Regions from separate parts of the Mus musculus genome. Here region 2 is linked to region 1. A link is a contact called in ENCODE Hi-C data. All regions are on one chromosome and are shown on one strand. Each heading gives the region's core, a stretch centred on a gene start or an enhancer-like site at or near the end of the contact. The rest is flanking DNA. Distances are from core to core; before and after follow the strand shown. Region 1 holds the start of Lmbrd2 (LMBR1 domain containing 2). Region 2 holds the start of Rad1 (RAD1 checkpoint DNA exonuclease).

What was found. Hi-C counts contacts between places; a loop is a spot of excess contacts on that map.
Region 2: a map of left cerebral cortex shows a loop between it and region 1 (6-fold over the local background). The contact joins the promoter of Rad1 here to the promoter of Lmbrd2 in region 1. A Hi-C loop is called at or near these places in 2 of 37 maps with a recorded cell type or tissue (T-helper 17 cell and left cerebral cortex).

What each region holds. Positions count from the first base shown.
Region 1 is chr15:9,138,142-9,143,082 of GRCm38, reverse strand. It overlaps Lmbrd2 (LMBR1 domain containing 2), which reads right to left and starts at 2,513. Exons shown (of 18, transcript NM_177178.3): 1 at 2,343-2,513. It overlaps Skp2 (S-phase kinase-associated protein 2), which reads left to right and starts at 2,629. Exons shown (of 10, transcript NM_013787.3): 1 at 2,629-2,899; 2 at 3,380-3,651. The coding sequence starts at 2,892.
Region 2 is chr15:10,483,841-10,488,781 of GRCm38, reverse strand. It overlaps Rad1 (RAD1 checkpoint DNA exonuclease), which reads right to left and starts at 2,764. Exons shown (of 6, transcript NM_011232.3): 1 at 2,518-2,764; 2 at 2,066-2,329; 3 at 684-792. The coding sequence starts at 2,263. It overlaps Brix1 (BRX1, biogenesis of ribosomes), which reads left to right and starts at 2,845. Exons shown (of 10, transcript NM_026396.3): 1 at 2,845-3,047. The coding sequence starts at 2,889.

The DNA of each region.
Region 1 (4,941 bases), core at 1,264-3,763:
AACTGAGGAAGAAAAGGAGATAGTTATGGAATTTGACAGGCAACTGGAAACATGCTTGCTAAAACTGTCTCTTGCATTTTGTTCCTCTAACCTAAATAACAGAAGGAGCAAAAGGAATCTCTTAGTCTCTCTATGTCACAATGGTGCCTTTAGGCTTCATTGTATTTCTCTGGTTGTATTTGATTTTCAAAAATGGGACCAACAGTTGTACACATATAGCATATATGTCAGTTGTGATGGACACACATACAGCATATATGTCAGTTGTGATGGACACACATACAGCATATATGTCAGTTGTGATGGGCACACATACAGCATATATGTCAGTTGTGATGGACCCACATACAGCATATATGTCAGTTGTGATGGACACACATACAGCATATATGTCAGTTGTGATGGGCAGTCCTTTCTAGACTCTCCGGGGCCCTACAGACAGTGACTGCCTGTAACTACGACATGGTTTTAGCTGTGTAAATGGCACTGCTATTGCCTTTCTCCATTTATGTCAGTGTTCTAGCTGAGGCTTCCAGAGAACATTAGACATTATTCAACCTAATGATACTTTCAGTTATCGAAAATGATTTTGTTATCCTGGACTCACATTCATTCTAATGCTAAAACTATGTTTTAAAAGACTTATTAAAATAAAATACAATGTGTTAAGTAAGATTAAATAAGATTAATCAGGAAATAAAATATTTTACATTAGCAGCAATCACAATGTAGTGTTTAAGAGATCAGTCTCTTAAAGTCTCTATGGTGAGTTTCTATGTAGCTAATAACCTCACATCTTCAATGGACACAATTCCTCTATCAAAAAGAATCGTAACGGGCAGTGGTGGCACACACCTTTAATCCCAGCACTTGGGAGGCAGAGGCAGGTGGATTTCTGAGTTCGAGGCCAGCTTGGTCTACAGAGTGAGTTCCAGGTCAGCCAGGGCTACACAGAGAAACCCTGTCTCGAAAAACCAAAGGAAAAAAAAAATAAAAAGAATCGTGTGTGTATCAATACAAACCTTTTCAGTATATTATGGAAATAGCTGTGATTAAAGAAATGCAAAAGAACACCGGTTTCATTATCAAGGCAAATCAGGAGGCTCCTAATTTCAAAGTTGATAGGCTTTCCTTTCCTAGAGAGAACCTTGTGCCCACTAATTTAAATATCCTAAGGTCTCTGCTAACTCTTAGCTGAATTCAGGGCTGTTTTATATTTACTAGAATTTACTCTTGAACGAGTTACATCCTAACAGAAAGGACAAAGTTCAAGAGAAGGCAAATGAGTTTTTCAAAGTAACAAAAGATAACTTTATACACTATTTCAGAAGGTCTCACTTTAGATACTTTCCATAACAAAACTGTGACTACATACTTATTCTCCTAGTCTTTCTTTTCAAGTAAAACCAATTTGCAAAAAGGTCTTTTTTTTTTACACCAATCTCACTCACAGGAACTAAAAGTTCATGAATCTCTTCCTCTCAAGAAGTAACTGATGCAAAGATTATGCTAGAAACAAAGACAAAACTGAGCATGAAGGATTTAATTCCACTATAAAACGAATCTTGCTCTCTCCACAAAGAAACACAAGTGTATGCAATCTAACATACTAAACCAATATTCTAATGTTTTTGATGAAGGTGGCCTGCTTTTTTCTCAACTCTATAAATCTTCATTTTTACTGGACTAGAAATGCATCCCCCTACCCTCTCCCCTGTTGCACAGTTTGCACACCTGAATTTTGCATGGTCATTCTAATCTAATCGCCCCCGACCTCTTCAGAGGCTAAATTAGCATAGTTTCTAGGCAGAGAGATTCTAGGACAGGCTGTGGATTGAGTCAGAGGCACCTAAACAGCTTTCAGGGTGGTCTCTCCTTGCAAGCGGAGCCTCCCTTTTTCCCTTTGGTATTTGGGAGACTCATCAAGGATCCAAGAGGATGCACGCGGGAACCACTGCTGGCTCCTGCCGCCTTAAAAATAAACCATCGCTCCTCTTGGAGCTGCGCTTTAGCTCGAAAAAGGCTTCCCCTCGCACGCTGATTTGATCTTCAGTGCCAGCCCATGAGGTGTGCCGCGTCCTCGAGCCTAGTTTACAAGTGAGGAAAGGATCGCGTCCACAGACCCAGTCCTAAGGGCCGCCCACTGCCAGGTGGAGGAAGGCGAATGGCAGGAGTGCCACCCGCAGCCTCTCACCTGGCGGGCCATCGAGACCCCGGAGATGGGCCTGGCGGCGGCGGCCACTCACCATCTGGAACTCCCCCCAAGTCTATGTCCGCCAGGGACTGGGCCGGGACCCCAGACCCTGACGCACCTCACGCGTCCCCGCCCCCCTCACGCTCACCGTCGGACCTCGCCAGACAGCGTCTGGAAGGGACTCAGAAGCTTCGCGTCCGCCGCAGCCTGCCGGGGTCACGGATCCTTCAGTCCCGGGCGACCGTGGCGGTGATCACCCGAAGGCCCGTGAGCTCCGGGAAAAGGAAAACCTGCTCCCAGTCAATCGGCTGACATTTCCCAGCCAGCCGGAGCTCCACCCACTTCCGCCTGCCTGTCCTCCTCCTCCTCCTCCTCCTCCTTCAATCCCGCCCGGCGCCGCAGGGAGTTGTGGGTATCTGGAGGGTTGGTCCGAAATCAGAGTGGAAGAACCCAGGCAGGACTACGAGCTAGGCTCGGAACTACAATTCCCAGCAGGCAACGGGGCGTCAGAAGGCGGCTGCTGGAGAGCGGGATGCAGAACTCCGCGCGCGCGGTGGTGATGGAACGTTGCTAGTTCGCGGGTCCAACTGCTGGGGCCCCGGGGATCACTCTAAGCCGAGCGCTAAAACAGGAGTCTGGAAGGCAGGCAGCGCTTCAATTAATTCAAGCATTCAAAACTCCTGAATCAGTGGACACCATGCATAGGTAAACCGATTGCAAAAAAACCGGACAAAACATGAATGAACCGTTTGAATTCTTTTAGGCCGCGAATGTTGCTTCTTGTTCAAATAATCTGGTTATGTGAATGTTTGCTTAGAGAAAAAGGATGGATGAATGCTTTAGTGCGAATATCAATGTGGAGTTTAATTTGGCTTCCTAATTAAGTTTTCCTTCCTCTACTTTGAGTCATGGTATCAGTGCCGTCCCTCTTTTTCCCTCCACGGGAAGAAATTATTGAGGCCTTCTGCGTGACCATAAATCCCAAAGCCTTTCAAAGTATATATGTTCCCGATTTTTCTCTTTCATTCTTGTATTTCTCTCGCTTGTAGGCACGTTTAAAAAATGCAGTACTGTCACTTGCTGGGACTTTTCTCCACTCCATTCTTTACTCTTCTTTCATGCCTACCTTGGAATTATTTAGGGGTGTATTTTCAAAAGGAATAGAGAATGTCTGCCCTTCTGCAGGAAGCACCTTCAGGAGATTCCGGACCAGAGTGGCAACGTCACCACCAGCTTCACGTGGGGATGGGATTCCAGCAAGACTTCTGAACTGCTATCAGGCATGGGTGTCTCGGCCTTGGAGAAGGAGGAGGTGGACAGTGAGAACATCCCACATGGACTGCTCTCAAACCTCGGCCACCCCCAGAGCCCTCCAAGGAAACGAGTCAAGGGCAAAGGGAGTGACAAAGACTTTGTGATCATCCGTCGGCCGAAGCTTAGTCGGGAGAACTTTCCAGGTAATGCACAACACTAAGATCCAAACTGTATTGTAATGGGTTGAACTATTTTGTTTTAACTAAATTCGATTGAATTATTTCCTTGGGGAATCTTTTTGGATCGGTGCCTAAAATTGCCTAGTTTTGGTGCCTAAAATTGCCTAGTTTGGAAGTGTGGCAGTGAAATGGATTCCAGTCATTAAGTCTTCAGGAATCTTGGTTGGTCTTTATCTTGTGGTCAACAATTGACTTGAAGCTTTTTTCCTGCCCTTTTCCTTAGAAAGGAATCTTCCTGCTCAAAGTCCAGCTCAGTACACTGACATATGGGAACAGAAGCAGGGATCTTAGAGGGTCCCCTTTTGTCTCTATATACTTCTTTGTATCTGAGCAAGCTTTGTATGGTAATGACTTAGATTATTGGTAGGCACATTAGGAAGGTAAATGTTACTAAGTAGAAGAGACTTAGATTGCTCCGCTTGCAAGCAGGCCCTTGGGGGTGTGGTGTTTCCCTTACTGTGACATTGCATCTACAGTCATAGAACCCTGAAATGTGGTCTCATCCCCACTGCCCCCACTACCCAGCTAGTCACTGTGTCTTTCACTCTTGTGTGGCAGCTGTTTCAAGCTTTCATCATCTCTTCCTGGATTATTGTAATAGATTTATATTGTCAGCTTTCTTCTCAGCTCTGTCTCCAGGAGGCAGGGTGGATTGATGAGATCAGAATTTACCTGAAATTCTTCTCTCACTAGTGACTCCCACTCCTTGATTCCCCAAACATTTTTAAATAAAGCGCCTCCAGGGCAGATCCAGACTCAAGGACTGGCAGCCTTAGAGTAAATATAGTGTGTTGACCTGAGGCTTGTCAAGGTTTCCCCACCCCCACCCCCTAGTCATTTAAAAAAGTGATTCAGGGTCGGGCAGTGGTAGCACACGCCTTTAATCCCAGGATTTAGGAGGCAGAGGCAGGCGGATTTCTGAGGCCAGCCTGGTCTACAGAGTGAGTTCCAGGACAGCCAGGGCTACACAGAGAAACCCTGTCTCAAAAGAGTGATTCAGGAAGTGTTTTTGAGAGCACACTGTCCTCCACAGTATAGTGGCTCCAGATAATAGCAGTGAACAAAACAGACAAATCCTAGAACTTCCATTCTAGTGAGGAAATGCTGGAAGTCCAATGGATATGGTACTTTCTGTAACATGTTAGGCCAACGTGGCTAAAAACAAAGAGGGGGTCAAACTGAGGCAGAATGGAGGAAGTCTTGGAATCTGAAGATAGATTGCAAACTGGTTATTGGCTGACATCCTTATTTGGG
Region 2 (4,941 bases), core at 1,515-4,014, 1.3 Mb before region 1:
ACCTAAAATGAATAAATACCTTCACAAATATGTAAAGAACTAAAACAAACATTCAACTTGTAGTTTAAATATTTATGTCCTATGATTATAACAACTAGGAGGAAAATGAATTGGAAATCAGTTTCCCTTTATTCTTTAAAAATTTAATTCATATATACAAATGCACCCCCTAATTATTAGGGCCTAATACTTCCCTCCCTAGGACTCCTCAACTTGTTCCAAAGAAATGACTTTTCCCTCCCCTAGCTGCCATCAGCTGCCAAAAGCATCTCTACTAGGGGTGGGGCCTCACTAGTCCTTCCCTGAGAAGTTAGTTTTCTAACAAAATACTGTTGGGCTTGGGGCCGTAGCTCAGCTGTAGTCGAGTGCTTGGCTAACACGTATGAAGTGCCAGTTTCAATCCCCAACACCACATAAAACTATAAATGGTTGCCTATCTCTATAATCTCATCACTTGAGGCAAGGGCAGGAAGATAAATTCCAGGTTATCCTCAGCTACACAGGGAGCTCAAGGCCAGTCTGGGATACATAAGACTCTGTTCCAAAAAAAAAGATTAAAAAAAATTAAAAAGCTTATATTCTAGAAACCTTCCTGTATGTATTTTCTATTTTTTTAACCATAATAAATACTTTTATGCCACAACAATAGTAGTAGCAGTAGTTGTAGTAGTAAAATAGTTCACCTGGTGTAGGACTTGATCCAAAAATAGATAAACAGTCTAAAAGGATAGTTAAGTTAATTCGAAAAGTAACAGATTCTTCCTGAATGACAAATTCCTGAAACACGTCAGCCTATGAGAAAGCAAACATGAAAACATGAAAGTGGATTATATTAAAGAATGAAAATTCACACGTCTATATTTCACTTTATGCTTAGAAAGTAACAATACTCTGCCAACTCCATGAGAGTATTTCTCATTCCCAACTAAGACATACTAAGTTTTCAACCTTTCCCCACTTGAATACTACTGAATGGTTTAATCATTAAACGTGGAACACTAAGTGATGGCTCATCAGTTAAGAATACTTGCTAATCTTCTAGAAGACACAGGTTTAATTTCCAGCACCCACACGGTGACTAAAATCCTTTTGTAACCATTTTCAGGGGATCCAACACCCCCTTCACAGGAACTTGGCAGGAACCAGGTACACGCCTTTTGGAGACATTCATGCAGGCAAAACACTCATACACACGAAATTAAGAAGCCAGGAGCTGGAGGTTGGCTCAGAGGTTAAGAGCACTGACTGCTCTTCCAGAGGTAGAGGTCAATTCCCAGCAACCACATGGCTCACCACTATGTGTAATGGGTTCTGATGCCCTCTTCTGGTCTGTCTGAAGACAATGTACTCACATACATAAAATAAACCTTTCTAAAAATATTAAAAAGCCAAACACCACAAAGTTACCACCCCCTAGTAAGGGCTCTTCATCTTCATTTCTGTATCTAAATTTAACACCTATGTGAACTTGCCCTAACTCTGTCTTGTGCCTATCCCTTAAAGCTAAAGTCACTTAAGGATAGGATAATTCAGTGTCAGGCAGTGGTGGTACATGCCTTTAATCCCAGCACTTGGGAGGCAGAGGCAAGGCAGAAGCAGGCGGATCTCCAAGAACTTGAAGCCAGTCTGGTCTATAAACCAAGTTCCAGGTAACCAGGGTTACATGTTAGACTCTATCTCCGGGGGAAAATGCTCCGAGGAAAAATTACAGCCAATAAGAGGAAAAACTAAAACGTGCATGACAATAATACTGTAAAGAGTAAATAGGGTTCTCGCCCTAATTCAATCAGTTGTAAGACTACTGAAAATTAAATCTGGTGCCACTATGTCAAACGAGAAAGTGTCTATATGTGTAAAGATTAAAAGAGGAAAATGGTGAGAAGAGTCATTAATAAACTATCACTAGTAATCGTTATCTGTGTGAGACAAGATGGGGAAAGTATTTGTTGGCAGGAAAGAAAAAAAAGTAACGACATTTTGTTCACTAACTTGAGTTTTGTTGAATTAAGTCCTTCCAAATTCATTCATTAGGGAATGCTTTAAAAATGTCTTCACTCCCCCATACCTGAATAAAGGCATTTGCTTGCACACACTTTGCATTCTCCACTGTAACCTTGATTCCGTTTTTGGTAGCAAAACACGTGGCGTGTTCTCTGAAATGAATGGCTTTCAAGACAGTGGAGAGATTCCTAACGTTGTCAAGGCTGGCCACTAAGCAGTACTGTTCGTACTCCTCTTCATTGTACTGGGTTAGGAGAGGCATGGATGGTCCACGGTACCGTCGGCTCCGAGAAGAAGGATGCTCCTCTTCCGGAAGATGTGTGAAAACCTGAGACACGGAACAACAAACCTCGCTATCAGTGCGGACAGGACTGGCGACCTCAACCCGAGCCGAAATCGAGATCATTCTATTTTCATGTCTCAAAACTACGGTATTCTACACTGAATGCAGTTCACAGGGTAGCTCTAAAAGGCGCGGGTAACCGGGCTTGCTTAGCACCTCTGAGCGCCACCAACCTGGCTTGCAGGAGAACGCGACTTCGGCCCGCTCGCCGCACAGCGGCCACTAAGGGAGCCCCTGGCGCCAGGCTGTGGGTGACGTCCGACCCCTCAAAGCCCCTGCCACCCCAGCCCCAAGAACACCCTGAGCGTCCAAAAAGCTAGCAAGCCAGGCAAACAGCTCCCGCCACCGTTCAGATACGCAACCACCTAGGCCACCGTCACCACCGAGCCGCCGTGTGCCTAGAGAGTCTACCTCGAGACCGGAAGCGAGCGCCTTGGAGCCGGATGACTTAACTCACAGCCTAACGTGGGCTACCATAGAGATCGGAAGGCAGAGCGAGCGGCAGAACCGGAAGTGCAGGCAGCGACCGACGCGGCGAGGCGAGATGGCGGCGACCAAGAGAAAGCGGCGTGGAGGCTTGGAGGTTCAAGCGAAGAAGCCAAAAAGGAGCTCGAAAGATGCCGGGCAGCCAGCTAAGCAGGCCGATGTGGCCAAAGAGGCGGAGGAGGAAAATAGAGATCGTATTCCAGGTCCGGTTTGCAAGGTAAGAGGCCCGACTCCCGAAGTTGGAGTCGGCGCTCTGACCCACCTTTGGGCCACCGAAGCAGCGAAGTGACTCCAGTCAAAACTTGACAGGATCTTATGCTTAGGGTTCCCTGGAGGGACTGGACAGTGTTTATGTCTAATTTTCGTGTAGATGGCCTTCTTCCTGGAGACAGCAGTTCGTAGACCCTAAGCCAGTTAACAGGGAGTTGATTTAATGGGTGTTTAGTTCCAGGATCCTTGTCTTCCAGTTACTGACCCCCACCCCGCCTCCCCAGAGTAATGGTTTTCCTTTGTCTTTTTTTTTTTTTTTTCTCAGAGTCTTTTTGGTGTAACTATAAATTCCTTCTGTTTTGGTCCGTATCACATAGGATTACCGAAGTATGTATGTATGTATGTATGTATTTATTTATTTATTTGCCAAGCCTTTAAAGCTACAGTCCTGTGAGTCTGTGACTCTGACTTGTTTGGTTAGATCTTTTAACTCAAGGGTCCTAGACCACTAGTTTTACTGTGTCAAACAGTGCGACACACTTATACCAAGATGAGCTTCCCTGGCCTTAGCATCTAGGAAATAATGAACAAGAGTTCCTCCAGAAATATTGGAGTTTAGAAGGAAAGAAGGCTTCATAGAAAACTGTGTGTCTCTTCTAAAGGCCAGCAGGTTCTTGTTGGAGTTACTTTCAGTCACCTGGAAACTCCTTAAGGAAGGTATCTGTATGGAGGAAATCTTGCCTCAGACTTGTTAGTCCTTTGTGCTTAGTGTAGTACTCAAGTACTGAGTGAGGCAATGTGGACATTGTACCCCACTTTTAATTAACAGTTAAATCTTGTACCTTTGTCTGAAAGGATAAAAGTGACTTTTGAGGAAAATTAGCTGGTTTTCAATAAAAGTTAGTGCGCTCCCTCTTAGGAGCTGGACATGAAACATGAAGGGAACTAATCTGAATCACACTATGATATATGAATTGGAATTAATGAGACAATTACTACTATTAGGGTGGTAAGGAAACACCCTAATAGTAACTTTTAGCTGAATTTCAAAGAAAGGCTTAAATTTATGTATTTAGAAAGACAGGGGGGGGGGGTGGTGGAAAAAATTCATCAACGGCATTAAATGGGGGTTTAGAAATTCTAAACTCAGCTGGTTAGCTGAGAATGTGCAGGGTCAGTGTTGGGCAGTGGAGGTGTAAACAGTGAACATGTAGTATAGAGGGTATTTGACATTTTGAGGTTTGGAAACCAAGATTAAATTGGGGCTAGTTGGCTGTCAGCGGTGATTCTGTCTGGGCAAGCCAGACATCCAAGAGCTTCGCAGCTGATAATCAGTCACAGGGATTTGAGGACACTTGTAAGCGTTATAAATTGTTGTAAGGAGGTACCGATTTAGTAGTGCTTATGATGTCTATATAAGAAACTAGAGACAGCTGGGCGTGGTGGCACACTCCTTTAATCCCAGCACTCGGGAGGAAGAGGCAGGCAGATTTCTGAATCCAAGTTCCAGGACAGCCAGGGCTACACAGAGAAACCCTGTCTTGAAAAATAGAGAGAGAGAGAGAGAGAGAGAGAGAGAGAGAGAGAGAGAGAGAGAGAGAGAGAGAGAAACTAGAGGTAAAGGGGTCTTCAGAGCATGAGGAACTGAAATGAAGTAGCAGAAAGATGGAAGGACAGGAGAGGAGAAAGGAATGTTGGTAAGGAAATATGCTAGATTTAAATTTGGTAAAGGTTTGTGTTACACAGACGAGCTTGAAGCTTTACTTTAGTGCATGCATTACTAGAGCTAGAGAGACTTCTTACCCTTCTGTACATGGTTAAAACTGGAAATGAAGCCAGGCACTGATGGCGTACGCCTTTAATCCCAGCACTCGGGAGGCAGAGGCAGGTGGATTTCTGGG